Linked DNA regions of Mus musculus: regions 1, 2, 3, 5, 6 and 7 are each linked to region 4. The links are chromatin loops, found by intact Hi-C in ENCODE. Cell type or tissue: left cerebral cortex. All regions are shown on one strand. Region 1 overlaps Gm32988 (a long non-coding RNA gene). Region 2 overlaps Ift81 (intraflagellar transport 81). Region 3 overlaps P2rx7 (purinergic receptor P2X, ligand-gated ion channel, 7). Region 4 holds the start of Atp2a2 (ATPase, Ca++ transporting, cardiac muscle, slow twitch 2). Region 5 overlaps P2rx4 (purinergic receptor P2X, ligand-gated ion channel 4). Region 6 overlaps Ift81 (intraflagellar transport 81). Region 7 overlaps Camkk2 (calcium/calmodulin-dependent protein kinase kinase 2, beta).

What was found. Peaks named below come from ENCODE experiments on the same cell type or tissue, not always from the same donor. Only the 100,000 strongest peaks of a DNase experiment are listed, where the experiment ranks them.
Region 1: a loop joins it to region 4, with 3 times the contacts of the local background. A loop is called at or near these places in 18 of 42 quality-filtered maps.
Region 2: a loop joins it to region 4, with 2.1 times the contacts of the local background. A loop is called at or near these places in 3 of 42 quality-filtered maps.
Region 3: it touches region 4 in a loop (9-fold over the local background); 2 of 42 quality-filtered maps call a loop at or near these places.
Region 5: it touches region 4 in a loop (2.9-fold over the local background); 4 of 42 quality-filtered maps call a loop at or near these places.
Region 6: a loop joins it to region 4, with 8 times the contacts of the local background. A loop is called at or near these places in 2 of 42 quality-filtered maps.
Region 7: a loop joins it to region 4, with 2.9 times the contacts of the local background. A loop is called at or near these places in 6 of 42 quality-filtered maps.

The regions. Positions count from the first base shown.
Region 1 is chr5:122,625,401-122,629,400 of GRCm38, forward strand. Gm32988 (a long non-coding RNA gene) reads left to right here. Exons shown (of 3, transcript XR_387697.3): 2 at 1,857-1,921; 3 at 2,764-2,883. Among named protein-coding and RNA genes, the nearest start is that of Gm32988, 3.3 kb to the left of the region's middle. In left cerebral cortex, CTCF peaks have their summits at 2,039 (motif pointing left) and 2,661 (motif pointing right); DNase peaks (open chromatin) are centred at 797 and 2,035.
Region 2 is chr5:122,564,788-122,568,787 of GRCm38, forward strand. Ift81 (intraflagellar transport 81) reads right to left here. Exons shown (of 19, transcript NM_009879.4): 14 at 2,474-2,563. Among named protein-coding and RNA genes, the nearest start is that of Ift81, 48 kb to the right of the region's middle. In left cerebral cortex, a CTCF peak has its summit at 2,142; a DNase peak (open chromatin) is centred at 1,988; H3K27ac peaks cover 1,089 bases.
Region 3 is chr5:122,647,648-122,651,647 of GRCm38, forward strand. All of the region lies in intron 1 of P2rx7 (purinergic receptor P2X, ligand-gated ion channel, 7), which reads left to right. Among named protein-coding and RNA genes, the nearest start is that of P2rx7, 5.7 kb to the left of the region's middle. In left cerebral cortex, no CTCF peak of the experiment used is centred here; DNase peaks (open chromatin) are centred at 1,853 and 2,743; H3K27ac peaks cover 1,469 bases.
Region 4 is chr5:122,500,652-122,504,651 of GRCm38, forward strand. Atp2a2 (ATPase, Ca++ transporting, cardiac muscle, slow twitch 2) reads right to left here and starts at 1,574. Exons shown (of 20, transcript NM_001110140.3): 1 at 917-1,574; 2 at 280-297; 3 at 80-162. The coding sequence starts at 1,034. In left cerebral cortex, a CTCF peak has its summit at 1,502; DNase peaks (open chromatin) are centred at 885, 1,689, 2,168 and 2,918; H3K4me3 peaks cover 2,800 bases; H3K27ac peaks cover 3,306 bases.
Region 5 is chr5:122,724,304-122,728,303 of GRCm38, forward strand. It overlaps P2rx4 (purinergic receptor P2X, ligand-gated ion channel 4), which reads left to right. Exons shown (of 12, transcript NM_011026.3): 6 at 291-371; 7 at 687-828; 8 at 927-1,063; 9 at 2,895-2,988; 10 at 3,096-3,161; 11 at 3,442-3,537; 12 at 3,984-4,000. It also overlaps a transcript of Camkk2 not described here. Among named protein-coding and RNA genes, the nearest start is that of P2rx4, 19 kb to the left of the region's middle. In left cerebral cortex, CTCF peaks have their summits at 926 and 1,888 (motif pointing left); DNase peaks (open chromatin) are centred at 918, 1,875 and 3,071.
Region 6 is chr5:122,583,234-122,587,233 of GRCm38, forward strand. The region is part of intron 11 of Ift81 (intraflagellar transport 81); the gene reads right to left. Among named protein-coding and RNA genes, the nearest start is that of Ift81, 29 kb to the right of the region's middle. In left cerebral cortex, no CTCF peak of the experiment used is centred here; DNase peaks (open chromatin) are centred at 2,136, 2,475 and 3,317; H3K27ac peaks cover 2,463 bases.
Region 7 is chr5:122,773,013-122,777,012 of GRCm38, forward strand. All of the region lies in intron 1 of Camkk2 (calcium/calmodulin-dependent protein kinase kinase 2, beta), which reads right to left. Among named protein-coding and RNA genes, the nearest start is that of Camkk2, 4.4 kb to the right of the region's middle. In left cerebral cortex, no CTCF peak of the experiment used is centred here; DNase peaks (open chromatin) are centred at 2,168 and 2,753; H3K4me3 peaks cover 560 bases; H3K27ac peaks cover 1,232 bases.

The DNA of each region.
Region 1 (4,000 bases), 120 kb after region 4:
ATGCCCTCTTTTTGGGCAAGGCCTCCTTTAAACACTCTTCCTCTGTTCAAATGGACATTTGCGTCCCCCACGTTGAGCCTCCTGGATTCAACATCCCTGGGTCTCATTGAAGCGGTTTGAGAGTTCCTGGTACACAGAGAATCTGAATCACATACTGCAGCGTTGGGGCTGTATGGACGACCAGGAGACGCTGCACTTGAACCCCAATCTCTAGAAAACAGTTGGGATTGTGGTGTGGGGACTGTCAGAAGCATAGCGGCCACCTCTGAATGGCGGGTTCCTGAGATATCAGGCCTGTGCTTTTTCTTTGCTTTGTCAAAATCTCCACCATGAGAAAGAGACAAGCAGCCATGATGTAAAGGAAGTAAAGCAAGTCTGGTATAATCAACCCAGGGCCCGTGGGAGACCAGGACCCGGACTTGGTTCTCTCCTAGTCCCTCACTCCTGAAGGTAGGGACCACAGTGTCAGAACAGGTTATTGCTCCCTGTAAGCTACAGTAACGGCACCGGGGATCACCAAGACACTACTAATCGCTTTCCCACAAAATCAAGTCTCTAGTTGATAACCTGGTCTAAGTCTTTATGACAACTTCATTGTCCCGGCTTGAGATTGGGTTAGGCGGAGTCATGTGACACTTCTGGCCAATGAAATGAGAGCGCAAATGGGTTCCAGCCCCTTGGAAGTTGGTGAACGGCTGACCACACCACCTTGCAATCAGCTTGTTACATCCAAGTTACATGTTCCTTATGTTGGAGCTAATTTGAGTCGAGCTTTGCTATTACATCATCCTCTCCTACCCAGGCATCTGCTGAAGACATTGCACATGCAAACTGGCCAAACAGCCATTAGCAACAGGGAGTGGGTAGCAGAGGGTGGAGTGGGTAGCAGAGGGTGGTGGGAAGCTGCTCCTGGCGCCGAGTTCCAATGATAATCCTCTGAGGACTGTGATTGATCAAAAGCGATTTCAGTTCTAGAAGGAATCGTTAAGCGCTGGTGCAGGCGCTGAGACAGAGAAGCAGCCTGCCTAATTATCTGAAGGCAGGGCTGATACCTGGGCTAGAAATTATCTTGTATTATTGCATCAAAACACTCCACAAGGAGCCGAGAGGACCACTCAGCAGATAGGAGCACTGCTACTCTTAGAGAGAGGACCTGAGCACAGTTGCCAGTACCCACACTGAGTGTGTGTGTCACAACCACCTGTAACAGCAGCCCTAGGGGATCCCACACTGGCCTCTGAGAGGAACTTGCACTCACATACACAACGGGACATAAACTAGCATATATGCACATAACTAAAAACAGGCTGGAGAGTGGTTAAAAGCACTTGCTGCTCCTGGAAAGGACCCGAGTTCAATTCCCAGCATCCACACCAGGCAGTTCACAACCATCCTCAACTTCAGTTCCAGGGTGTCTTATGCCCTCTGGGCTTGCTGGGCATTTGCCTACGCATGGTACACACAGATGCGGTGCACATAAACATACACAGGTATACACACCTATAAAATTAAATTAAAATTTAAAAACCAACATGCTACAGGACATCTAGAGTGCATTGCTATTCTGCTTCTATTCCTGAGAATCCACTCTTAACCTCTAAGATCAAGCCAAGTGGTGAAGCAGATGAGTTTTAGGGGCCTCAGTTTTCTGACCTGTAAACTGGGATGGTTAGGATGCAAATTCTCTCATATCGACACTCAGAAAGAGCTTTGTGAGACGTAAAACAGGTAAAAGGTCACCAATGCTCTGCAGCCCAGACACAGCAGTCATGCCTTTCAATGCTGTCTAAATTTGGGACGCTTGTGACCCTGTATATGAGTCTATGGTTTAGACAGAGCCTTGTTCCGTTCCTTAGGTTTTGGAGACCCAACCTTTTCATCTGTATCCAGTGGGAAGACCTTGTTCTACTGTGCACTGAGGGTAAAATAACCTTATCTGGAAATAGTGACATACTGCATTATTATCTCACCAGGTTTTCCTGGCCAGGGTCAGACAAAAACAGTGCAGATGCCATACTGAATGTTGGTGCATTGCTGCCCTCTGCTGGTCATGCCCATAGCTCCTGGACAACAAGCAAGCCCAAGGCACAGAGTTAGCTCTCCTTGGATTGAGCAGACAGTTGAACTGGGGACTAATCTCTGATCTGCATAACAAGAGAGAGGATGAACCTATGTAGGGTCGTCTGCTCAGACTCTCAGGGTTTTCCAGTCTGGGATCTCTCTCTCTCCCCCCCCCTCTCTCTCTCTCTCTCTCTCTCTCCCTCTCCCTCTCCCTCTCCCTCTCGCTCTCGCTCTCGCTCTCGCTCTTGCTCTCGCTCTTGCTCTCTCTTTCTCTCTCTCTCCTTTGCTACCTGTGATGGCTAGTGTAGGCTGTCAAGTTGACATAATCTAGAACCTCCTGCAATAGTTGTATTTGTGCACATCCACAAGGGTGGGGGTGGGATGGGGTCATCCTAACTTGGCCCACCAGTGTAGAAACACTCTCCCACTGTGGATGGCCCCTATTCCCAGGGCTGGGCTTGTGGAGAAAGAGAAAGAACGGGAGCTGAGCGTATTCCTCCTTTTCCTCCTTCATTTTAAATATTATTTATTTAATGTATATGAGTATACTGTAGCTGTCTTCAGACACACCAGAAGAGGGCATCGGATCCCATTACAGATGGTTGAGAGCCTCCATGTGGTTGCTGGGAATTGAACTCAGGACCTCTGGAACAGCAGTCAGTGCTCCTAACCGCATATCCATTCTTATCTCTCTGCTTTCAGAGTGTGGATTCGATGTGTCCCCGTGCCACAGGCTCCCATTGCCTCGACTCTCCCTGCCATCAAAGATTCACCTTCAAATTTAACGGGGCAGTGGGCATGGGGGAATAAAGGGAGTGGGAGAAAACCCCCGTCCCACAAGAGTTCTGGTGCTCTGGGCGGGCAGATGTAGGAGGACTGTCACACCCTTTCCATGTAGCCCCGGGTGGGTGTCTGAATGTGGGAAGCTATGGACCTAGCCCACGAGGGTGGACAAGGGACAGTCTTAGATCTCTGGGCCTAAAGGAGGCCAGAGGTAACAGGTTCTCAGTATTGGGCATCCCAGACACTGCTGGACACAGCAGAAGGGCTGAGAACAAATGGGGGCCCCGGGGGCGGCTTGGTCAGCTCCTGGGTCAAAGGGAGAAGGCAGGGAGAGAGGGGGCGTTGGGTGGTTCCCATACAGGCGAGAGTCCTTGGTCCTGTTTGTGGCTGGAGTGCAGGAAGGCCTTCCTTCCAGCGGGAGGTTAGATGAGGCTCTTTAGGGAAAAGCCTATCTCATCATTCAAGCACAGTGGGCCTTGATGAGCAGATACAGTCTATGGTTTTAGAGCTTTATTGTAGAAAGGCAGGGAGAAAAAGAGAAGGTAGAAAGAAACAGAGAGGCAGGTCATGGACATGTGGAGAGAAGGGGGAAGGGAGAGAAAAAGAGAGCTGGAGATGAGAGTAAGAAAGGTGAGAGCTTAAAGAGAGTGAGGAGGGGCCAAGCAGCCCCTTTTATAGTGCACTGTGCTACCTTGCTGTTGCTAGGTAACTGTAGGGAGGAGCATACCTGGCTATAGTCAGGTAACTGTGGGGATGGACTCTAGCCAGAATGCTAGAAGTTTGAGACATTGTCTGCATGATTTATAGTCACAGAATTATGGAATTGGGGGGCTCTGTGGTGTCAGGCACTTGTCTCTGGGAACGTGGCTCACTGTTCTGTCTCTTGTAGAGTTTCCTAGTGGGTTTGTCTCTACTGGGTCACTGGAGCAAGCCTCATTCAACCAAAACAGGCTGCCTTTTACAGTTCCACAAAATTGTGATCCAGAATAAACCCATTCTTCCTCAGGAAGCTTTTGTTAGAGCAAAGAAGCTAAGAGAGCCTCAAACTGACTGGAGTTCTTGTCATTTGACATAAACCGGAGTAGCTGCCCCCAGACCCAAGGCCCTACGTTCTGCTGGGTGCTAGGTGCGTACCTCTCTTGTATCTTTTGTAAGG
Region 2 (4,000 bases), 64 kb after region 4:
GGGGGTTTGTAGGGTTTTTGGATACATGATCTTTCATGGAGTCTATGATGGCTTCAAGTTCAACATGTGGATGTAACCAGAGATGACCTTGAACCTCTTACCCTTCCAGTTCCACCACATCCAGCTGAGTTTTACAATCAATCAATAAAAAGTATTTCAAGAAAACTAAACTATTAGATTGTATACTCTAAACTGAGTATACAATTACAATTGCATGTAATTAGTTATTCCATTTAATTACACAGCAATAGAATTGCCTCTAAGAAAACAAACTTTTCAAGGTGTTATTCTAGTTACAGATGATTAAATGTTAAGGTGTAAATCTTGAGTTGGTGATACTCTTGATTTTAAGTAGTTATAAAACTTAATTTTAGAATGCATTCCAAATACAATAGAAATAACTGAGGATAGCCCATTAAAGTTAAAAGTATACAATATTTTAAAATACTCTTGGTCTTTAAATGTATGATAGTGTCACTGGGCATGTTGGCACATACCTTTAATTCCAACTCTTTGGGACTGGGGCAGGCTGAGCTCTACAAGTTCAAGGCCAGCCAGGACTACATAGTGAGATCTTCACTTAAAACAAACTGAAACAAAAACAAAATAAAAAGGCACAGCCTCAAAGGCTGCGGGATTCCCTTAGCTCCTGAGTTCTGGGCAACTACAACAATCTGAATGTAAACAATGGGTGTTAGGACTTGGGGATGTAGTTTACCAACACAATGCTTTGCCTAGCAAGTGTCAAATGTGGGACTCCATCTGCAGCATCAGAAAAGTAAAACAAAACAAAACATACAAAAACCTCTGAAAGGCTAGGGAATAGTTTAGTGGCAGGCCTAGTTTAGTGCTTGTCTAGCATGTGAAAGGCCCTGGATTCCATCTCTACCACCACAAAACACACAAATAAATCAAGGGCAACAGAGAAGTTAGTAGTCAACACTGGTATAACAAGACTAGAAAGGCCATCCTGTGGTTGGAGGCGTAACTAATTCCCACAGGAGGAGGAGGGGGACCATGATACGGGGAAAAAAGAAACAGTGGTAAAAAGACTTGAAGGTGGCAGGAATAGAGGAAGATCCCCAAAGATTCAGGGGTCACATTACATTACTAGTGCAGTGTTAGAGACACTTGCTCTGCCGTCTGCCACTATACAATCTTAGACAAGTCACTAGTCTCTATGCCTGCCTGCCTGCCTCCCTCCCCACCTCTGTTCCTTTCTTTCTCTCCATAAAGGAAGTTCCTGTCTCTTTGGATTGTTTGTCAGGTCCAATGAGAAATGTCAGAGTACAAGGTACATAGCTAGTGCTTAATAAATATTGTTAATACCAAATTTACCATCACTATCTATAAGTCCCCATTGCTAACACTCGTACAGCTTTTCTGGTTTCATAGCATCCCTCTGGCCTATTCCACAATATACTAAGTAATATATACATTACTTGCTCTTTAGATGTGATTTCTTTTATCTTGCTTGAATTTCCTTATGTGCTGCTACCATACCGCTTAGAGCATAAACCTGAGAGAGCAGGGCTGTCTCTTCGATCTCCTCTGTGATGGCAGCAGTGTGTAATGAGATAGACTGAGATAAGGCAACTTAGGCAGGACATGCAGACATGGTAGCATTCACCTTTAATTCTAGCACTTGGAAGAGGCACATGGATCTCTTTAAATCCAAGGCCAACATGGTGTAAACATAGTGTTCCAGGACAGCCAGAGCTATGCAAAATGGGAGAAAGACCCCGGGGGGGGGGGGAATTTGCAGGCTAAAGTAAGACCCTTCCTTGAGTCTCCCATTTGTCTGTCTGGATAAGCTTCTAAACCTATCTCAGACTGTGTGGCATTTTCTATAAAAAGGAAATGATGTCTATAGCTGACTTCAAAGTCTATGTGATTTTCTACTCTGGAGCTAACTCTGACAGATGGTGTTCATGTAGAACTGGGTTTCTAGTTCCGTCCTCAGGCACAGGCAAGATGGCTCACACTCACACTTACAATTACTCCGGAGACGGATGAAGCAGCAGCACTACTGCCAAAACCTAGCGGCTGGCCGCTGGCTCGTGCATGCTGTGCAGGGCACTTACCTCTGACAGTTCTCCTTTAAAGCCCTGGTTACAACTAGCTTCCAAGTAATGGCACTTGTGCTTAGCCTCCTGCCGTTTGCCCGCTGTGCCTGCCAGAACAGTAAGCCCATCCATCTAAGGCTGCCTTGCTGGGATACTCTGCCTCACTTGGCCACACAAGAATGAGATTTAATACTTACAGCACTCAAATGCAAATGATTTTTACAAATTTCATCTGGCTGCATTTTGCATTTCAGTTTGAATTCCTTCTCCCCAGCCCTCACTGATTTGTGGGCCCCACCATCACTGCCTTATGCTGCGTCAGTTCAGTACTAGTTTCCTTTCCATTATCTCCCTTAAAAAATACCTAAGAGTCCACCTAAGCAAGACAGCAAAAACATCAAACTTACTTGACATTTCTGACGCAACTGCCGTAGTTCTTTTATAACTGGGGCTAAAGCTGACTTCTTTTCTGATACCAAGGAATTCAGTTTTTTCACCTGTCATTTAAAGCAAAAGACATGTCATTTAAAAAATGAAAAAAAGTGCTGCATACATAAAAATACTACTGCAGTCAAGTAAAGACTTAAAGAAATAAAACTTTTAATTACTTTAGTGCCAAATAGTAGGAAAGAGATTGAATAGATGTTAGTTTCTTTTTTTCTTATTTTTTGGGGGATATAGGGTCTCACTATGTAGCTCTGGCTGTCCTCAAACTCACAGAGATTTGCCTGTCTCTGCTTCCCCAGTGCTAGGATTATAGATGTGTGCCCGAGGTCTGGTTAATAGATGTGAACTCCGTAGCAAAGTGCAGGGCCACTTATTGGTTCTAAATGCCAGTTATCATGACCGCACACCATGCTGAGAAGATGTCTGCAATCTAACACTGAAGCACAAAGCAACTACAAATTACCTGTGTGCCATTATAATGTTATTGTCTATGAGACATGTGCAACTCAGGAGGTCACATAAATGAACACAAATATGCACGGGTGATTTTCAATATATGTAATGTGAATAACCTGACAGAAGAGGGGTCCTGGAGGCCTCCTCTATACTAAACACTAAGTATTTTTAGAAACTAGATTTGGGCGAAATCCAGAAAGTTTGTAGGATACATTCTGGAAAGTCTTTGAGTTTGGGGATGCAACTATCTTTTTTCTTTTTTTTTTTTTTTTTTTTTTTTTTTTTTTTTTGGTTTTTCGAGACAGGGTTTCTCTGTATAGCCCTGGCTGTCCTCGAACTCAGAAATCCTCCTGCCTCTGCCTCCCAAGTGCTGGGATTACTATCTACTAATAAATAAGAAAAGATTTTAATATCATGCTTGATGAAAATGTCCCAGTGTATTTGGGTGATAGCAGCCCCGAATCTAGAATATCAAAGACATACACAAAGATGAAATAATTCTAGTTCTTATTTTTAATATAGATATTTCTTTAATGTTACATCAAGATACAAAATAAGCACTGTTTTAAGCTGAACATTACAATGGAACAACTCCTTGATAAAAAAACACCACATAGATGCAAGAATTCGGGAGAGTGAAGTCTCAAGCAACGGTGTGCTGCTGTCGGTGTGAGTGGAGCCTGAGTCCTGAGGGTGAGTGAGGTAAGGCCTTCTCTAGGCAAATCCTTCCTCTGGCCTGAGTGTGCAAATTGACAATGTGTAGAAAATGTCCACCATAGCTTCCCCCATAGAGTTTACGCCTAACGATTGATACCCTACAGAGACTGCTCCTAAGAAGACTAGCTAAGCCCCCTCCTTGTTCCTCTGTGCATAGTAAACAGCTAAGTGGGTATGCAGCAGCAGCAGCTTCTTAGAGCCTGGATCACCTGATTCCCGCTTTTCTATTTATGTGTCTGTGTGTCTGTCCTTTGTTCCTTCCCTTGCTGCCCCAAGAGGTCAACCCTGATACCATACAAGCATGTATGACAAAA
Region 3 (4,000 bases), 150 kb after region 4:
GTTTCCATCATGTCTCCTTTTCTGCCTGTCAGGCCACACACACACACACACACACACACACACACACACACACACGTCTCTTTCACAGGGACACTGAGCATTTGAGACTCACCCAGGTTACCTAAGGTGAACTTAAATCTCAAAGTCCTCAGTCTCATGTCCTCAGTTGCATGTCCTCAGTCACACGTCCTCAGTCACACGTCCTCAGTCACATGTCCTCAGTCACATGACTCAGTCACATGTCCTCAGTCACATGTCCTCAGTCACACGTCCTCAGTCACATGACTCAGTCACATGTCCTCAATCACACGTCCTCAGTCACACGTCCTCAGTCACATGTCCTCAGTCACATGACTCAGTCACATGTCCTCAGTCACATGTCCTCAGTCACACGTCCTCAGTCACATGACTCAGTCACATGTCCTCAATCACACGTCCTCAGTCACACGTCCTCAGTCACACGTCCTCAGTCACATGACTCAGTCACATGTCCTCAGTCACATGTCCTCAGTCACATGTCCTAAGTCACACGTCCTCAGTCACATGTCCTCAGTCACATGACTCAGTCACATGTCCTCAGTCGCACGTCCTCAGTCACACGTCCTCAGTCACATGTCCTCAGTCACACGTCCTCAGCCATGTGTCGTCTAGACGGCACTCCCTGATAAGGTACCACTGCTTGGTTCCAGAGATGAGTGAGGATCGGCAATCCTTGGGCTCCTGCTACAGGATGGGTGACTGGGAGGATCCAGCCTATTCAGAAGGCAGCTGCAGCTGAGGTACTGGTGTCCGGGTCTCACATTGTTGGTTTTGTGGGTTCCCGCTGGGCAGTGGTCCACAGAGACCTTTATTCTGACTATGCAGTGCCTAAGTGAATCCAGCCTTTGATCACATGATAGATCACATGATGAACTGTCTTTTTTAACAAGATTTACAAATCTCCTCGGTGGCCAGAGTCACATAGCCAGTCGGCGGCCGAGCCAAAATCGAACTTTCACAGTCACTAAGCTCATCCAGACTTCATCCAGAGTTCACGCTCACCCTGGAGACTGGAGGGGACAGGACCAAGACCTGGAGGGAGACTAAACTGTATTGGATCACCTGGTTGTGAACTGATGGTGGCCTGGCCTGAGGAGGTGACAGTGACAGAGGACAGGTGGAGTTGAATAACGTGAGGAAGATGAAGTAGTGGACTTTCTTTGATCTCGGTTTGCTGAGACGGGGCTTTAAGTAGCGCCATACATAGCTGTACCTAGCCTTGAACATCTACCCTCTGCCTCTGCCCCTGCCTCCACCACCACCCAAGTGGATACCACCAACCTATAGATAGTCATTGAAGCCATGGACATCGTCAATGGACCAGCAAGAGAGGTAACTAGATGAAAGCAAGAAGCTTTGAAGAGAGAGAGAGCCCTGAGTGGCACTAACATTCAAGGAGCAGGGAGATGCAGAACTTCCCAAAGCATTCTGAGACAGACGTCAGGGAGATCCAAGGAGGTCGGAAGAATGTAGACTCCTTGAGGCTGTGGTTAGAAAAAGAAGGAGAAGGAGAAGGAGAAGGAGAAGGAGAAGGAGAAGGAGAAGAAGAAGAAGAAGAAGAAGAAGAAGAAGAAGAAGAAGAAGAAGAAGAAGAAGAAGAAGAAGAAGAAGAAGAAGAAGAAGAAGAAGAAAGAAAGAAAGAAAGAAAGAAAGAAAGAAGAAGGAAGTCACTGGTGTCAGTCAGGGCATCTGCAGCAGGCCTGCTGGCCCCGGGAGGGAAGGGAGAGAGCACGGGTTGGCGAGGGAGGCTCTGGAGAAGCGGTGAGGTGGGGGTGGGAGCCAGACTGGAGTGGGTGGAGGAGTGAATGGAAGTGCGGAAATGGATGCGGTGACTCACTCTTTCAAAAGACTAGGCACCATAGGAGGAGTCAGGTCCTGCATTACGGCAGCAGAGAAGAATGGAGGGCGGGGGGTGGGGTGGGGGGGGAAGGTTTATTTTTAAGATGGGAATATTATATTTAAATGCAGAAGAGGAAAAGAGGGAGACAGATCAATGAAAAATCACCACCATCACCATGGTCATCTTCACGGGGACCAGCCAGCAACCATGGGGGGGGAGGGAGCTTGCCTGGTCCTCTTCCTTTGGTAATCACCCTTGACAGGTGACAGGTCCATCCTGCACTCTACTCCTTCAGAGGGCTCTCACAGTTGTGTCATCTGTCCTCATCTCCAGACTGATACCCAAGGTGCTGTCTGGAACCCTTCATCTCAGTCATGTCCATGTAGACGGAGCTGCCATGACCCTTGTGGTCAGGGGTGGAGGCACGTGCCTTTAATCTTAGCACTCGGGAGGCAGAGACAGGAGGATATCTGTGAGGCCAGCATGGTCTACAAAGCCAGTCCAGGACAGCCAAGGGTGCTATCACACAGGGGGCGAAGAGACTGACTTGTGAAAGGCAGTGTGCAACACTGTTGCTTTGCTGATGTTCACTGCATGAAACAATGTAGCCTTCTGTAGTCTGGCCCAAGGAACTGAGCCACAAATGTGTAAATGTGTATGCCGTTGACCTGGGAAGAAGATGCTCCTACAGATGCTGCCCGGCCCCATGAGTGAGGGTGTGAGTACAGGAAGCAAAGCCTGAAGCGAGGCCCCAGCTCTTTGAAGAGGGAGGTCTCTCTCAGAGCTTTTGCTTTAGAGTTATCTTTGCTCAGAACTCTGGGGTTCCTTTAAAAGAAATAGGCAGACTTTGCTTCGAGTCACTTCCTCCCCTGGTGGTGCTCTGAGAACCTTCTCACCATGCTGCCCGTGAGCCACTTATGCAGCCATAAATCCGGGAAAGTCCTTGAAATCCATAGCATATGGATCGGGACGCTGAAGAACACCTTCCTAGGGGCCATCTGCGTCTATATCTGGTGAGTCCAGACAGAGCCAGTCCCAGGGCTCCCTGGCCCAACCTCTTTCTCTACCTCCACTGCATCCCTGCTCCTCCAGGCTACCCCTACTTTGGCCAGGGTCTCTGGGTGACCCTAGCTTCTTCTGTGTCTGATCTCTTCTGCCTGCCAGGTTCTCCAGTTCCTCTAAATCTCGCCCATCCTACCAGGTTCAGCTAGATTCCAGCCCCTTGATACTGTGTTTGCTCCAGGGACTGGTGGCTTTGCATGCACCCGAAAGCACTGACCATCTGTTTCTTAGAGCTAAGAGTCACTGGGATTACAGACTAGAGAATTATCACACACACACACTCCCATTCATGGACTGAACCCATGGCCCAGAGAAGAGGCCTAGCTTCTCTTGAATCATTCCATGAAATCAAGAGTTGGTGACTGGGGCCTGGGCGTGGTGGCACACGCTTTTAATCCCAGCACTTGGGAGGCAGAGGCAGGTGGATTTCTGAGTTCGAGGCCAGCCTGGTCTACAGATACAGAGTGAGTTCCAGGACAGCCAGGGCTACACAGAGAAACCCTGGCTCGAAAAACAAAACAAAAAACAAAACAACAACAACAAAAAAGAGTTGGTGATTGAATTGAACATTAGACTACTCTTTTTAAAGGGCAAGACGCTGCAGTCTCTCTTTGCCTCGTCCCTCCTTTGATTCATTTCTGGAATATGTTAGTAGAATTTTCGTGTTCATTATGATACAAAGGTCTATTACATTTCCAAAGCCTTTACTAGTTCAAAAAAGTTGGATTCAATTGGAGATTATCATGTGTTGCATAATTCTAGAATGGGGATGATACATCAGACTGAGGTAGAGCACCAGTTGCTCTGGGATGAAGTTGCAAGGTATAGCTTGAAAGAAAATCCCAAGTATTTCTATGTGATTTGAGGCCAGGGTGAGACAGAGCACTCGTAATTGGATTTGTCTACATGTGTTCTATTGCACTCTGCATCAGACATGCTGAGTGGGTCCCAAATCTGGATTTCTAGCTCTAACATCTTTTTTTTTAAACTGTCTACATTTTGTGCGCAGTCACGTGCTCATGTGCCCTGGTGTCCATGTGGAAGTCAGGGAATAATGTT
Region 4 (4,000 bases):
GTAATTATTTATTTTCTGGTGTCCCAACGAAATTCTTTCAACTTTTATGGGGAGACAAAATAATTTTTTAAATACTTACGAAAGATATACATGCTGCCAGCAGTAAAATTCTAACTAGTAAGTCTTCAAACTGCTCAATCACAAGTTCCAGCAAGGTTTTTCCTGTTAGAAAAGGAAAGGAAAAAAAAAAAAAAAAAAAACAAACCATTTGTTTCAATTGTCCACATCAATCAGCCTGCACACATCATCTCTCCAAAATAACATGTTAATATTATTTACCTTCTTCAGCCGGCAATTCTAGAAGGCCGAAATTCGACAGCAACGTGTCAGGAGGAAAGCAGAAAGAAAAATGAAGATATTGTATTAGCGCTTTTATTAAAAACTGCTAAATTCACCACCATCGTTGTCTGAATGGCGGATATAGGTGTATGAACGTACAACAATCTGTCTCCACTTTGATACCCCGAGAAAATTATTCAGCCCTGGTAATCAGTGGCCTCGGAACTGCCCGTAAGCCCTCTCCGGCCTCCAGGACCATGCAGTCATTTCAGCTGGGTCATCACTTCTGCCAGATGTGCAACTTTGGGGAGCACAAGAAACGGTCCGAGGGTTTCTCAACAACATCGACGCCTCATAAATCCGCGGGGGACTCAGCCCAGCCGCAGGAACCTCCTCCCTCCTTCCCACTCCCTCTCCCCCCCCCCCAATCCGACTCGCTGAGCGCCGGCCGGGAAGGTCACCGGCTCGAGACCCCTAGAGGTCGGCGATGGCCCAGACCCGCGCGTGGACCGCCCGGCCTCTCGCAGCCGTCGGGCGCCGCGCCGAGCCAAGCCCCACGAGGTGGAGCCGGGTCAGCCATCTTCCTTGGCGCTCGGGCCCGCGCCGCGCCGCTGCAGCCCCGGCGCCCCGCACCTACCGTTGGAGCCCCATCTCTCCTTGAGCTTCTTGACCTGCTCCAAGCTCAGCCCCGTGCTCTCGTTGACCCCGAAGTGGCCCAGCACCTCCTCCACGGTCTTTGTGTGAGCGTTCTCCATGGCTGCGGGGGCCCCGGCCGGCCTCGCCTCGCGTCCCCGCGGCCTCCTCGCCTACCGCCTCGCACTCCGGCCGCGGGCTCGTGCCACCGCGGGCGCCCGGGCGCGGACAGCTGTCCCCTCCTTTTTCTTCTCCTCCTCCTCCTCCGCGGCGGCGGCGGCCGCTTCCGCCTGACCGGGGCGCTGAATCACCCGAGCCCCCTCCCCCAGAAACCGCCGCACGCGGCCCGGCCTCGCCGAGCCCGCCCGAGGGACTGCGAGCCTCCCGCCCCGCCGCGAGTGTGGGTCGCTTCAGCAGCTGCCAGCCGGCCGCGGGCAGCGCAGGCCCCGGGCGCTGCGCCGAGGAGACGGGGCGCAGATGAGGAGCGGCGCCGGGCCGAGCCCTCGGCGCCGGGAACCGCGAGGCAGGCGACGGGAGAGGAGCTGCGCGGCGCGCCGGCCCGAGCCCCTCAGCTCTGCACCCCCGACAGCGGCGGCGGAGGGAACTGCGGCGGAGGAGACGGGAGGTGGCGGCGTCGGGGACGGCTCCGCGGAGGCTGCTCTAATAGCATTTATCCGCCGCTGCCTCCCCTCTCGCCGCCGCCGCGGCATGTGGACGCCGCTCATTGGCCGAGAGAGCCCCCAGCGCGGCGCGGGCGGCGCGGCCCCGCCCCCTCCTCCGGCGCCCTCCCGCGCGCGCGCACCGCGCGCCCACGCCGCCAGCAGGCCCCGCCTCCTCCCGCGCGCCGCCCCCCAGGAACCCGGATCGAGGCCGCGCGCGGCGCCTGTGCGCGCGCACGGGGCCAGGGCCACCTCTGCGTCCACGCTGTGCTCGATGCGCTGCGGCCACCGGCGCGGGCGGAGGGTGAGCCTGACTTTTCCGGGGCCACGGCTTTTCCCGTATCGACCGCGCGCGGGGATAGAGCGCGGAGTTCACGGGTGGGCGCTCTGTGCTGGTTGCCCTGCCGCTGAGGTTGGGGACTGGCTGGGACCGCGCATTGGCAGGGAGGCTCGGGAACGCAGGGGGGCCGAGGCGCGCTCGCACTGGTGTCCTTGGCTTGCCTCCGCGTCCTGGGCAGCGCGAGCCGTGCTCTGCATCCTAATGTCTCCTTCAGAGCCCCCCTCAGCAACCAAGGGGAGGAATTCCGCAGTTCCCTTCCCACACAGCCAAAAGCGCTCATCTGTCGCCTCGGGAACACCGCATCCCACACCCCCAGCCGAAAGCCTCATCTCCATCGCACGCCAACACCAGCCCTTCCTTCCCCTGCGGGTTCTGTGCCCCGACAGGGAATCCCACTCTTGGGGGAGGAAGGAGGAAGTTTTATTTCGTTTTTAGTAGCTCACACAGCCTTTGACACACGTCTGCATAGAAGTCACAGGTTATGCTGTAGCAGCTATGCTAGGTGGCTTGGCTTTGGCTTCCAAATGATGGCTGCTATATAAGACTTCCACTTCCCCCAATGCGAGAGAAGGAGCCTTCAATCCCAAATCTATTCTTAAACCACAGATCATCTGTTGTTTCTGTGAGGTCTGTACAGAGCCTAGCATGCAAGGTAATTTTGCCAATATAAAGAGGCTATACGGAGCCCGCCTGTGATCCCACGAACAGAAGTGGAAGCCACGGGATCAAGAGTTCAAGGTCATGGACAGACACTGAAGGAGTTTAGGAGCAGTCTTCCACGTTGGACCTTGTCTAAAACATACAAAATAAATTTAAAAAGCAGAGGAATGTGGGAAGCCATACTTAACAGGGAGGAGGCCCTTTGCATTGAATTTGCAAATATCTTCACAAAATGCGGCTTCATGAAGGGCATAGATTGCAAAATAAAGCATTTCATCTTCTTGAGTGTTTAGCAACGCCACCCCCCCCCCCCAATCACTTGAGACGTCCCACAAGGCTCCGCCTCAAGACTTAAGATAGATTCCTTCAGCAGATGCAAATCATGGTGCTTTACCCGACTGAAAAAAAAAATCAAGTACGTCACTTCATTTAATTATTTCCAAGGAGTGGAGGCTGGCACGCAGTTCTGATTGATACTTGGAACAGGACCAACAGAACCCTACACGAAACAAACAAACAAAAATTCTAGTGTATAGCAATGCACTCCCTAGAAGCAAGGTGGAAACTGGTTAGGTCACAGCCTCTTCTGGAGGATCAGGTGACTGCCTGCGAGGTGGGGGGTGAGAGGGTGGGAGGGATGGAGAGCTGGTGGGTCTCCCTCCTAGCTGGATTCCAGTTCTGTCGTACCTACAGCAAGGGGCACTGAGAGTAGGAAGGTCATGACCTCTCTTAGTTTGTCTGTGATGCTCACTGGGTTTGGCTTTTGTTCTGTAGTCCCCTCCTTCAGGGGCTGGAGGTGCACCCTACAACACGGGTTCCCAGTTTTTCCCTCAGGCCATCTTCCTCCTTGTCCGGTCCCCTCCTGAAAGATGTTTGGTGGTTTTTTTTGTTTTGTTTTTCCAGAGCTGAGGACCGAACCCAGGGCCTTGAGCTTGCTAGGCAAGCTCTCTACCACTGAGCTAAATCCCCGAGTCCCCCCCACCCCCCGGAAAGATGCTTTATTATCTAAAGCAGCTCCCCTCCCCAGGATGCCTACTATCACATTATTCAAGGGTCTCTGCTGCCCTAGCACTTTTCTATGGAAAATACACTGTAGATTTTGTTTAGCTGCTCGGTGCCTGCCTCCTAGCATCTTGTAAGGGCATCCAGACTTGAGAATGAAGCTTGTCTGTCTGGTCCATACTCAGTACAAAGCACAGTCCCCAACATCTGCTCATCATTTATTGAGTGCCTACAGTTTAAATGCATGAAACCAATGAGAGCCCCACCCTCCTCAACCCATCAGTTACTTGGGAAGGGCTCTGCCAGCACTAAGGCCTCAGCAAACGTCTGCTCAGCTCCAGTGTACTAATTTTTCCATTCATCAATAAGCTGGATTTATTTTGGCCTCTGGACCACTTACCTATGAGAAGAATGGCTGTGAAGCTTA
Region 5 (4,000 bases), 220 kb after region 4:
AGGAGCATCCATAACCCATGAACGCCTTAAAGGCAAACTGGAGGCCAGCAGATGCTAGGCAATCATGGTGGCCACAGCCAGCATCCCTTTCATTGAATGCTTTGGGCAGGAAGTTCTGCCTCTTCAGAGGAAGGATCCGGAAGGCCTGGTGACCCTAGTGTGACACAAAAGAGGATAGAAAATGCCAGATGTTCCCATTCTCCTTGCGAGAGTGGCGCTGTAAACTGTCGGAAAGGTGGCACCGACCGCAATGCGCATGTGTGTAATAACCTGTACAATTCCTTTTCCAGGCCAGCTTTTTTAAAGGCTGCAGAAAACTTCACCCTCTTGGTAAAGAACAACATCTGGTACCCCAAGTTTAATTTCAGCAAGTAAGTGGGGGCCGGGCAATAGGCATTCACGCGCCTCTTAAAAAGAACTTCTGGGGGCTGAGAGATGGCTCAACGGTTAAGAGCACTGACTGCTCTTCCGAAGGTCCTGAGTTCAAATCCCAGCAACCACATGGTGGCTCATAACCATCCATAACGAGATCTGGTGCCCACTTCTGGTGTCTGAAGACAGCTACAGTGTACTTACATATAATAAATAAATAAAATTAAAAAAAAAAAAAAGATTTATAAAAAAGAACTTCTGGCTCTCCCCGAAGCTGCCCTTGCTCAGACTCTCTGCTTCCTCCCCTACTTCAGGAGGAATATCCTCCCCAACATTACCACCTCCTACCTCAAGTCGTGCATTTATAATGCGCGGACGGATCCCTTCTGCCCCATATTCCGTCTTGGCCAAATCGTGGCGGATGCGGGCCACAGCTTTCAGGAGATGGCAGTGGAGGTAGGTGCCAGCATGGTTTTCCTCGCATCTTACCTGCCCCAGGATCCCGGCCCCAGCGTGAGCTTGAGTTCCGAAAGCCTCCCCTGCTTTCCCCACAGGGAGGCATCATGGGTATCCAGATCAAGTGGGACTGCAACCTTGACAGAGCTGCCTCCCACTGCCTGCCCAGATATTCCTTCCGGCGCCTCGACACTCGGGACTTAGAACACAACGTGTCTCCTGGCTACAATTTCAGGTACCGCTCACGCGTTGGGAGGATGCGTACATGTGGTTCAAGCCCAGGGCACATCCTGAGACCTGTCTCACTAAAATATAAGAGGCTGCACTGAGCCGGGCGGTGGTGGCACACGCCTTTAATCCCAGCACTTGGGAGGCAGAAGCAGGCGGATTTCTAGGTTCGAGGCCAGCCTGGTCTACAAAGTGAGTTCCGGGGCAACCAGGGCTATACAGAGAAGCCCTGTCTCGAAAAGAAAAAAAAAAAAAAAAAAAAAAAAAAAAGAGGCTGCACTGAAACTAGCCAGCTGAAGATGCTGCTGTATCTGTTTCCCCGGGCTCTAGTAACAGATGACACCGAACAGCTCGAAACAACAGAATTTTATTCTTCGATAGTTCTGAAACCAGAAGTCTGTAGGATTATGTTGCTGTGAACTCTGCGGTCTGATGCCGTAAACTCCTGAACCCCCACCATCACCCCAAGTGCTGGGATTAGAGGTGTGCACCCGCCACACCCACCTTCTCTCTTCTATTTATGGACGGCTAGGAACTTGCTGTGTAGACCGGGTTGGTTCGATCTTCTCTTCAAGAACATTAGATTTAGGGTTAACCTTAATCTGGCATGACCTCTCTTTAACTAATTACATCTGCAAAATAAGATCACCTTTGCAGGTGGAGATGAATTTGAGAAGGGACACTATTAAATCCAGGACACCTGGGAATGTGAGCGAGGCCTGGGAACACCATTGCCATTTTTCAAAAGCAGCCAAATCCTGTGTACAGTTAACGAGCATTTATTTGCTAGGTCAGTTTTCAAAGTTGCCCTTGACTCCCTCTAGTGGTAGCTTGTGGTATCAAATTTGCGTGGGGTAGTAAGAAGGCTTTCTTGAGACTAGGGCAGCTATTCGAACTCCCCCCAACCCCCACACCAGGGTGGGGTCAGATTTGTATGGTTCTGTCTCTGTCTCAGGGTTCTTAGGGGCCACGGTGGAGACCTAAAGCTTGGAATCCTAGAACTGAGAAGTTGACGGATCTCACACACACCCAGACCGTAGCCAGCACCAGTCTCACCTGAGGGTCCCAAGCCTGGACCAATAGCATAGAAGCTGTGGCACAGATAAATCCCAGACTTGAGATTCTGATAGAAAGCTAACTAAGGCTGGGGCCGGGCAGAGCGGTGATAGGGGCAAGGTTTCTTCGGAGAATCTCCATATTGCATATTTAGGAACTAATTGACCTTTTAGTTTCCCGGGACAGCTGGGATTACAGACTTCCCTGGTTTGCATTCTGTAGCCTGGAGGGTGAGCTGAGTTGGTGTCTTATCTCAATTGTGTATCTCAATCCAGCCAATGAGACTAAAATGGCAGGTGGTAGCCAGGGGGGGAGCCCAGAGGCGTGGTGTATCCCACCTGGAGCCAAGCTCCAGCCGGGCTGTGAGCCCCGGGGCTGGCTCAGTCCCCATCCTTCCATGCAGTCTTGTAGATCCCCACTGGCTGACAAGTTCTGTTAGTGCACAGGGTCCCCTGGAGAGAGGCAGGGGATGATGATATGACCCAGCTGTATCATCAGGAAGGCCGTTCAGAGCAAAAGGGCTCCCATCCTGGGGTAGGATGCTGGTGGCAGAGGAGTCCCTCTGCTCCTCCGGGAGGGGTCCTGGCTCCTCCTGCTACATTGCCTCACATTAACTAGGAGGCTGACCTGGGGGGGGGAGGGTGCTTGGTGTCTGCGAAGCCACTGGAGCAACTCGTTAACCAAGACAAGTTGTGCTCAGGGACTTGGGTCCTGCGCTAACAGTCCCTGCCTGGGACCCCAAGATCTGCACTTATTCTCCACCCTACCCTCTTTTCCTCCAGGTTTGCCAAGTACTACAGGGACCTTGCTGGCAATGAGCAACGCACACTCACCAAGGCATATGGCATCCGCTTTGACATCATCGTGTTTGGAAAGGTAGGCCCTCCTCTGAACCCTGCTTGGAGAGAGAAAGCCTCCCACTGTCCTATTTTCTGTCATCACCCCCATTAGAACACTTTGGTTCTCCTCCTGTCTTCCGCCAGGCTGGCAAGTTTGACATCATCCCAACCATGATCAATGTTGGCTCTGGCTTGGCGCTCCTAGGGGTGGTGAGTGTTTTAGAGCGGTTTCCTTGTCTGGACCTTTCTTACTCGTCAGCAGCTTAGTGAGCAAGCGCTGGCCTTCCCCTAAACCTCAGACTTGACTCTAGACTGGATGCCGTTTGGGGTGAGGAGAAAGATTCCCTAGAAATCCCACCTCTGAGACCAAGCCGGTTGGTCTCAGTCCAGTCTGATGCAGAGAAACGGAGATGCCATTCCTCCTTGGTAGGTTAGATCTCAGAGGAAGGGGGTCTTATAAAGCATCCTGGTTTATTCTGTGCTAAATCAGGCGACCGTGCTGTGTGACGTCATAGTCCTCTACTGTATGAAGAAGAGATACTACTACCGGGACAAGAAATATAAGTATGTGGAAGACTACGAGCAGGTAAGCACCTGTACCCAGCGCAGGCACGAAGTGTGAGCGTCTTGCCTTTGTCCCTTGTCCCCACGGAGAGCACCGAGCAAAGGCCCTTCTACCGAGGCTGGCACGGGTCAGCTGATCACCCCAGCAGTTACACCTGTAGTAGCATGGCTTTTCCTCTCTTCAGATAGACTCCCTCTTTAAAACCCAGCTGTGTCTTACCTTCTATTTATCACTGTCACACCTTGACTGTGACAATGGATCTCCATCCACATGGTACTTTCATTCATCCTCAGAACGAGGGTTTTGTACCTTACTGTGAGACTCTCTAGAACTAACTGGAGACCTCTCTGTTGCTAAGATCTCCCCACAAGCCCTCAGGAGAGGCACCAAGCCGCTGCCTGCCGTAGGTGGTTGGGGATCTGGTGGCAACACGGGCTGGGTAGTCACTCGTTTACCCCTCTTCGCAGGGTCTTTCCGGAGAGAC
Region 6 (4,000 bases), 83 kb after region 4:
CCTCATGCCATCCCCTGACCTCCACAGGTGCTCTGTGCACACAGATATATTCACATGTAAGGAAATGAAAAGGTAAATTTAAAATGAAAAGAATGACTTCCAAAGGAAGTCATTCCAAAATTTAAGCATTTTATCTTTAAAGACACAGTGTTTCACTGCGTGTGTTCATGTGTGTGAACTTGCACATGTATGTGGCTGATATCACACCAGGATTTTATTTGGTGGTGGAGGACACTGACTGGGGCCCTCATGTTTCAGCAGCAAACACTACTGACTGTGCCACCTTGCCAATCACAAACAAAATTGTAAAGGTGTGCCTGGTGCCTGCGGAGGTCACAAGAAGGCAGCAGGTCCCCAAGAACTGGAGCTAGGAGTAGTTCTGAACCACTGTGTGGATGATGGGAACTTGAACCTGGGTCTTTTACAAAAGCTTAAACAGAGTGCCATCCCCAGGCTTTAAACGATTTTAGTAGTAGTAGTATCATCATTATCATCATCATCATCATTTGGGGTGTGTGTGTGTGTGTGTGTGTGTGTGTGTGTGTGTGTGTGTGCACATGCGCCTAAGTGTGTGTGCAGGTTCCCAGAGGCCAGAAAACAGCATCAAATTCCCAGAGGCTGGAGTTACAGGTGGCTGTGAGCTGCCTGATGTGGATTCTGGTCCTTCCAAAGAGCAAGTAGGTGCTTTTAACCAATGAGCTATTTCACCAGTCAAGAGACTTGTTTGAAAAAAACAAGTCATTTTAAAGGGGGAAAATAAAGGCATAGGATATAAGCAATACATTTGTGCAAGATTAAGATAAAAGCTTCCCATTTTGCACTGTAATAGGTCACCCAAACAAATGTGTCCTCATTACAGTGAAACTCCAAGCCTGCCATTGGGTAGAAAAGTGCAATTCAGTACTATCATCAATCCTGTGTACCATTATACACATGGAATCCAATGTTGTCATTTGGGAAAGAGCAGCCCCCACTGTGAATGCTTAGGTCAGTAGGATTCATGCTTTTCGGTTTAGGCCGTAGGTGCTAAGGGAACACGCTCTTATGTGGAACTAATCTATCTGCAGGCACTGGGGTGGGTAATGGATTAATGATTTACAGTGCTAGCTGTGCCTTTAGGAACAATATTATAGACTCAGCTCCTTCATGATCGAAATGGAATTTGACAAATGTTCTTTCTCCTTTTATCTGCTTACTGTGTTCCTAACCTTTTACAGTAATGATCAGAATCTGGGCTGACCTATTCCTGACACTTCGCAAGCCCACCGGGAACTACAAAACAATTACTGGACTTTCAACCTCGTTCTGAACACTTACCTGAAAACAAGAATCTGCCCCTACTCCAATTTTTTTTTTTTTTGCTTCAATATCCAGCATGAAAATTTTATTCTGAGCAATTAAGCTGGAAGGGTTTCACAAGACAGCTACACAATAGGAATGAACGTTCTGCTGCTCAGGACTATGAAGAGCCATGCATAGTTTAAAGGAGAAATGAGAAATTCCACCAAGCTCTCAAGTTTCTTCTTACAAGTGGACCAGAATGAGTACTGTCTGTTCTCAAATCCCATTAGTCCAACCCCCGTGCTAGTTTCCATGTCTCAATTAAATCACATCTTTGCCAATTGTCTGGTCAAATGATATTTAAATAAAAAGTGCATAGAAATAGGCTTGAGGGAGCTAAAGAGTTCAGGGATGGGATGCCACTATGTACAAACAACATGCTGTGTCCAAAGATAGCATTCCCATTGGTCAGGCTATTTTTCCGCTCACAGGCTCAGAAGTTTGCTCTCAGAGCTGCTACCTACTCTAAGCAAAAAGAAAATGTTTCAAAGCAACCTTTGTTTTCTGCTAAAATGGCCGTCTGTTCACAACACCCAGCATAACCAGTGTAACATAAACACGTACACAAATACTATCCCAACCTTTCCCAACCTGTTAGTATTACATTTTAAACTTTAAATTAGAAAATCTCAGCAGGCAAGCATGAACGATGTAATTATGTGCATATGGTAGTAGCTAGTTAGCTGTGCCCTCTTTACAGTCTATAATGAACAGTGTTATATGTGCTGGTTGCAATCAGCCTTAAGCAGAGGCTGGCCCAGGAATGTCTATCTTAAGAGAGCGGACCACGCCCTCCCAAGTCTCTGTGCTTCTCCTAGGAATCAGACCACCAGCTCACAGCTCACTCTAATGAACGCTTCACCTGCCGTTAATGTTCCAAGAAAAAAGCTGAAAATCTAATATTGCCTGCATCACATACTACTTCTATTATAGTAAGCTGAGCCAAATTTATTTGGTCCAATTTTGTTCTCTGTCTTAGGAAATTTTAGGACCCATAGGCCCTGCTATGATAGAGAACAATGCGATTTGAAAGGCTCTAAAAATACGGCAGGCAGGCAGGCTTGCCTCGGCTCACTTGGAAGGGCGGATGATTCAACCACAAGTGTCAAAATTTGGTTCCCAATTTTTCGGGAACTGACAGCTGCAGCAGATCTTGCCAGGATTCCCTTATCTCCACGCTGCTTCTCTTTGAAGTCCTTAAAGAAGATTTCATAATCTTCCCTATTTAGCTCTAGGATTTCTGGTGGTGGCTGCAGAATGAAATGCTTGGCTGTTTTTAAAGCTGCTTATAATAGTATTTGACTAAGCACATTTTCCGAACTGCCGAGCGTCTGGTGATGGTGGGGAAGAGGGTGCAATGGGCTGCACCCAACGGTGACCTCTCAACCCATGGACCAGGGGAACGTACACACCCTTCAGGTTCATTTGGTGCTTTAAAAGAATTTAGACCCAAAAGACATACTCCAATCTGAATGAAAACCCTGGGAACATAGCCTACAAGCTTAGATTGTTGACTAAAAAAATGGCAAAATATCACACCAAAAGAATTGGCTACAGGCTACCATATTAAATAGCAAATTTAACCTTGTGATCAGGATTATAAAACTACTTGAAGATGTAAACAGCCATGGCTAGGGTGAAGAATGATTAATTTTTCTCATCAACTGAGGCTTGCAAAATAGTGCCAAGACATTTGTTAATATTCATAGTCTGATTTAAAAAAAACAAAAACAAAAACAAACAACTTTTCAATGGACAGGCAGATCTCTGTGGGTTTGAGACTACCCTGGTCTATATATTGGGTTCCAGGCCACCTAGGCTGCACAATGAAACCATGTAGATAGAAATGGAAGCAGGGGATGGGAGGAGGGAGGAAGGAAGCAAGGAAGCTTTCATTCCAAGTGTCTGGTACCCAAGCCGCATCTGTGGTCTTTACTGTTTCCTGACTTGTGAGCTCAAGAGCGCTACAGACTATAACGGTCCACAGAGACTGCTGTCAGCATAGCATATGCTGGAGAAGGCCACAGTGAAGGTGTGAGCAGGAAGACAGCATCAGGGAGTGCATCCTAGAAGAGGCTCCCCTGGAGCTAACACCTTCCTGTTACTTGTAGAGAAGCCCACTGACAGCAGCACCTGCCACCAAGACACCGACACTGTCTTGGTCCTGCCTTCTCATTACTGCTGCTACTGGTGTAGCTGCTCTAGCTCCATCCCAATGAGACTTCTGTGTAATACATGTAAACACTTCAAAACAGAAAAGGTAAGATCACTTAAGATCTTGTTCCAATACTCAAAGTTGTCTTAATTTGGAATAATGGCAGTGACTTGCACTTTAAACCATATATGGATTTATGTTATTGTTTAGATTTAAATTTTATTTTTATTTTATGTGTGGAGTGTCTGCCCAAGTGTGTCTATGCATCACGTAAGTATGGTGTCCATGAAAGGCCAGAAGAGGGTGTTGGATCCCCTGGAATTACAGATTCCATGTGGATGCTGGGAATTGAACCTGGGATCCTCCAGAAGAGCAGCCAGTGCTCAGAAACACTAAGCTGCCTCTCCAGCCTCCATATGAAGATTTTTAACCAGAATCTAATATCAAACTAACTTACAAATTAAAGTGTGTTTTCTCTTATAAGTGATAACATTTTGAAAAGTC
Region 7 (4,000 bases), 270 kb after region 4:
CATCCTTAGAACTCAGTCTATATGAGGGGAGACCAAAGGCAGCTGTCTCCACCTGTATCGGGAACAAATGCCCAGACGCAAGCCAGCAATGTGGCTCGACTGGCTGGAGAGAACGAGGTTCTGAATTCAGCCCTGAATTCTCAGGCCTAAAACTTTTTAGAACACAGCTGGCACCCAGCAGATGTAAGCTGGAGGTTGTACATTTCAGACACCCATCCCAAGGCCAGTCGGAAGGTGAGAAGTTGTCTTCAACTGACCTGGAGTCCGAATTCCTTTAGTCTTAGGACGGCAGCCCAGTTTACGCCTAGGAACATATCCTTCCCTGTGAGGCACCCCTATAGAGCAGACCCCACCACCATGCACAAAACTGCCCAACTGGACATCAACTCTTCTGGTCAGGTCATGGATTCAAGAGAACTTATGTATTGAACTCAGGCTAGTGGGTCTTACTGCCAGTTTTTTCAATGTTCAAAGGGGGCGGCGGGGAGAGTTCTTTCTGCTGAACTTAGTGCTGGGAGAACCCCGCCTTAGAATGATGCCCATCAAGGGAAGAAAATGGATGGAAAACCGCGCTGGCACCCTGATTCCTCCATGCCTGAAGCCCACATACCCTAGTGTTTTCAGCTCCCTGAGCCAAGACTGACCTACAAGTGACGAAGAACTGAGGGTCATAAAAGCTTTGGGCTCTCATGCAGGCCAAACTGCAAGGCAGCTGCCACTTCCCCGAGAACCCAGGCAGCCCTTACCTTGCTCCCTAGTAAGGAAACAACCCTTACAAAGTCAACCTTTCGTTTTGTTTACCATAAAGGGAAACAAACGAAACAAAAAAAAAGTGCCGGAGAACCAGTGAGCAGGCTAAACGGGAGAAACACCGCTCGCTGGGGAATCTCACCCTCTTGGAAACAGCTCTGACAGCTGCAGCTGCGGCAGCTGTGGGACTAACTCTCCCGGCCACATCATGCTAAGCCTGTATCAACTTCTTAGTTGTCATGGTAACCGCATTATTCTCTACTTCTCTAGTGAGGAGACTGAGGCAGAGGGTCTTGCCCATGATCACACAGCCAGGGAAGTCTTGGGTACGAACACACACTAAACCAAAGCATAGCAAAGACTTCCGAGGGTATGAGGTCTAACTCCTGGCTGGAGAGACAGTAGTTACAAGCATCTCCTGCTCTTGCAGGGGACCTGGGTTTAGGTCCCAGCACTTACAAAGCAGCTCACAACTGCCCATGTCCAGCGCCAGGACATCCAACATTCTCTTCTGGCTTCTGTGAGCCCTGGCGTACAGATGGTGTATATTCACACAAACATACACATAAATTAAGAAAATAAAAAGTCCTTGACTGACTTTAACTTACACTAAAAACAAAAACAAAACCAAAAAAAAATTTTTTTTAATCTTTTTGAGATACGGTCTCTATAACCCTAGCTGTCCTAGAACCTGATCTGTAGACCAGGCTGGCCTCAAACTCAGAGATCCCTAGGGATCTATCTATGTGCCTGCCTCTGCGTCCTAAGCGCTGGAACTAAACGTGGGCACCGCCATGACGGGCCTCGAATGGGGGGGAGGGGGGGGGCAGAAATGTGGTTTTATTATTTGTTTTTCACATCCAAAGTGATATGCTGTCAGAGCTGTCCACTGCTTCAGCAACAGATATAGGGGGCGGAGGGGCCTGCAGGTGGAGATGCTAAAAACCAGAGTAGGTGAGAGAAAGCAGGCAGCGGGGCTTGCGGCTGGGCAAGGACTAGAGCCAGATGTCCAGATTCTTACCGCCCAGGGCCGGAGCCCCTGAGTGACCAAGGAGTTTCTGAGTCACTGCTGGCCACTTTCAGAGATATGAGAGGTCACGGATCGTTAAAATATCAGGACAACCCTGTCTGCAGTCAGGGCTCCGAAGACCTTGAGGATACAGAAAGGGCGGCCACGTGGGTGAGCGGGGCGCGTGTTTCAGGGGGGCGGAACATGAGGTGAGAAGTAGCCGGCTTCCTTCCTAGCGCTTTTCCCATGACTCCCTCCCAGACTTCCACTGAACCAAAGGCAGAGGCAGAGAAACAAACGGAATTTTAGTCTGTAATGGGAACAGAGAGAGAGGGCGGGGGCGGGGGTGGAGAGAGACAGAGAGAGATACAGAGACACAGAGAGGAAGAGAGATCCAATCCAGCAATACAGAGTCTGGCCAATCAGAGACAAGGGGCCTTATCTTGCCCTCCCACACGGCTCTCCCTCCCTCATCCTGCTTGGCTATAGAATGTTTAACCCGCCTCCTTCCTTCTCCAGCCTCAAGTACACCGCCCCCTAAGCAGGGACACACCAGGAAACCGGGTCTACAGGGCCACCTGTCCCCCACACCTGGACCCAGAATGGGGATCAAGGTCTGAAATAAACCGAAAGGCTCACTCTCTCTCTCTGCCAGAGTCTTTGACAGCAATGCTCCTGCCGTTCAACAGCACAGGGGAGCTAGGTAGGCAGAGAGGCACACGAATCCCAGGGAGAGGGAGGCAGAGGCAGGACGATCTTTTCAGTTCACGGCCAGTCTAGGTCACAAAGCAGGATCCTGCCTCGAACAAAAACGAGCCAGGGAATGGGATCTCTGGCTCATCCTCCTGTCTAACCGCCGACTCCCCGTTAAGGGTTCCCTTAACAGAAGCACTTGGGCATCACCACCCACCTCGGCCTTCCCTCAATTCAGGGCAGAGGGCAGATGCCTCGGTCTCCCCTCCTCGCCCCCACTTCCTGCGGGGATCATCGGTCCTCCCTCCTTTCCAGGTTGGAATTAGCATTTTTTTTTTATCTCCGTAACTGCCATCTCTCAACTATTTACAGCCGCCGGGATAAAAGGAGGCAACACAGAAATAGTCCCTCCGCAGCTTTCAGGGTGGGGTGGGGTGGGTGTGGGGGCACGGCAGAAGCTCCAGTTTTCTCCCTCTCCCTTTCCAAACCGGGGGGGGGGGAGAGTCTAGAATGCGGCTCATCTGTTGCACAGGCCTCCCCCAGCAGCTCAGAGACTCCCAGAGGGAGGGGGCCCCAGTTCCCATGAGCTCCCCACAGTACAGTGTCTGTTCCCAGACCCCCCAAACAGGGGGTTGGATGCTACAGAGCCAGACTGAGTTCCTGCCACACCCAGGGCCTCCTTCCTGCCTTGTGAAGTACAAATTAACCCAAACGGACAAAGCAAAACCAAACTTTGGCATTTTTCTCTGCGCTTAAAAGGTTTTATAACTGAAAAAAAAAAAAAGGAAGAAGAAAAGAAGAAGAAGAAGAAGAAGAAGAAGAAGAAGAAGAAGAAGAAGAAGAAGAAGAAGAAGAAGAAGAAGAAGAAAGTCAGCTAGGCACAGTGGTGTCTGCATGAGACCCTGGCTCCCAGAGGAGAGAAAGAAAGAGAAGCCCATATACCAAAACAACACAAATGTCTGTCATGATAAATAAGTCAGGTGTAGTCTGCTCGCAGCGTGGAATATTACGCAGCCATAAAAAAGGAAGTATAGAAGATGATTCTGAGGCACAAAAGACCACCTATTATATAAGATGCAACTCACAGGAAACATCCACAGTGCACAAATCCCAGAGAAAGCTGATGTGTGGGTGCCTGCCAAAGGGTGGAGGGAGGGATGCTGGGAACAAGGAGTGATAGTTTATTAGGTAAAGAATTTCCTTCTAATAGGAATGCTCTGAAACCAGACAGCTGGAACAGACATATGACACTGAGTGTCCTAAATGCCACCTGGGGAGGGACTTCACCTTGATTTTGTTTTGTTTTGTTTTTAAAAAGAACCAGAGAATGGAGTTTGGTGGCAGAGGGCTTGCTAGCAAAGTGCACCAGGCAAGCGCTCTATCAACTGAGCCACATCTCCAGTCTGAGACATCTTGGAGAATCAGAGAAAGAGAAACCTCTAACTCCCTCAGCTTCTGAGGAACAAGGTTAGATGTGCTCAGATCAGAGAGAGCAAGCACTGCAGCCTGAGAGCCACCTTGGGACTCTCTTGCCCACGAGTCCAAGGA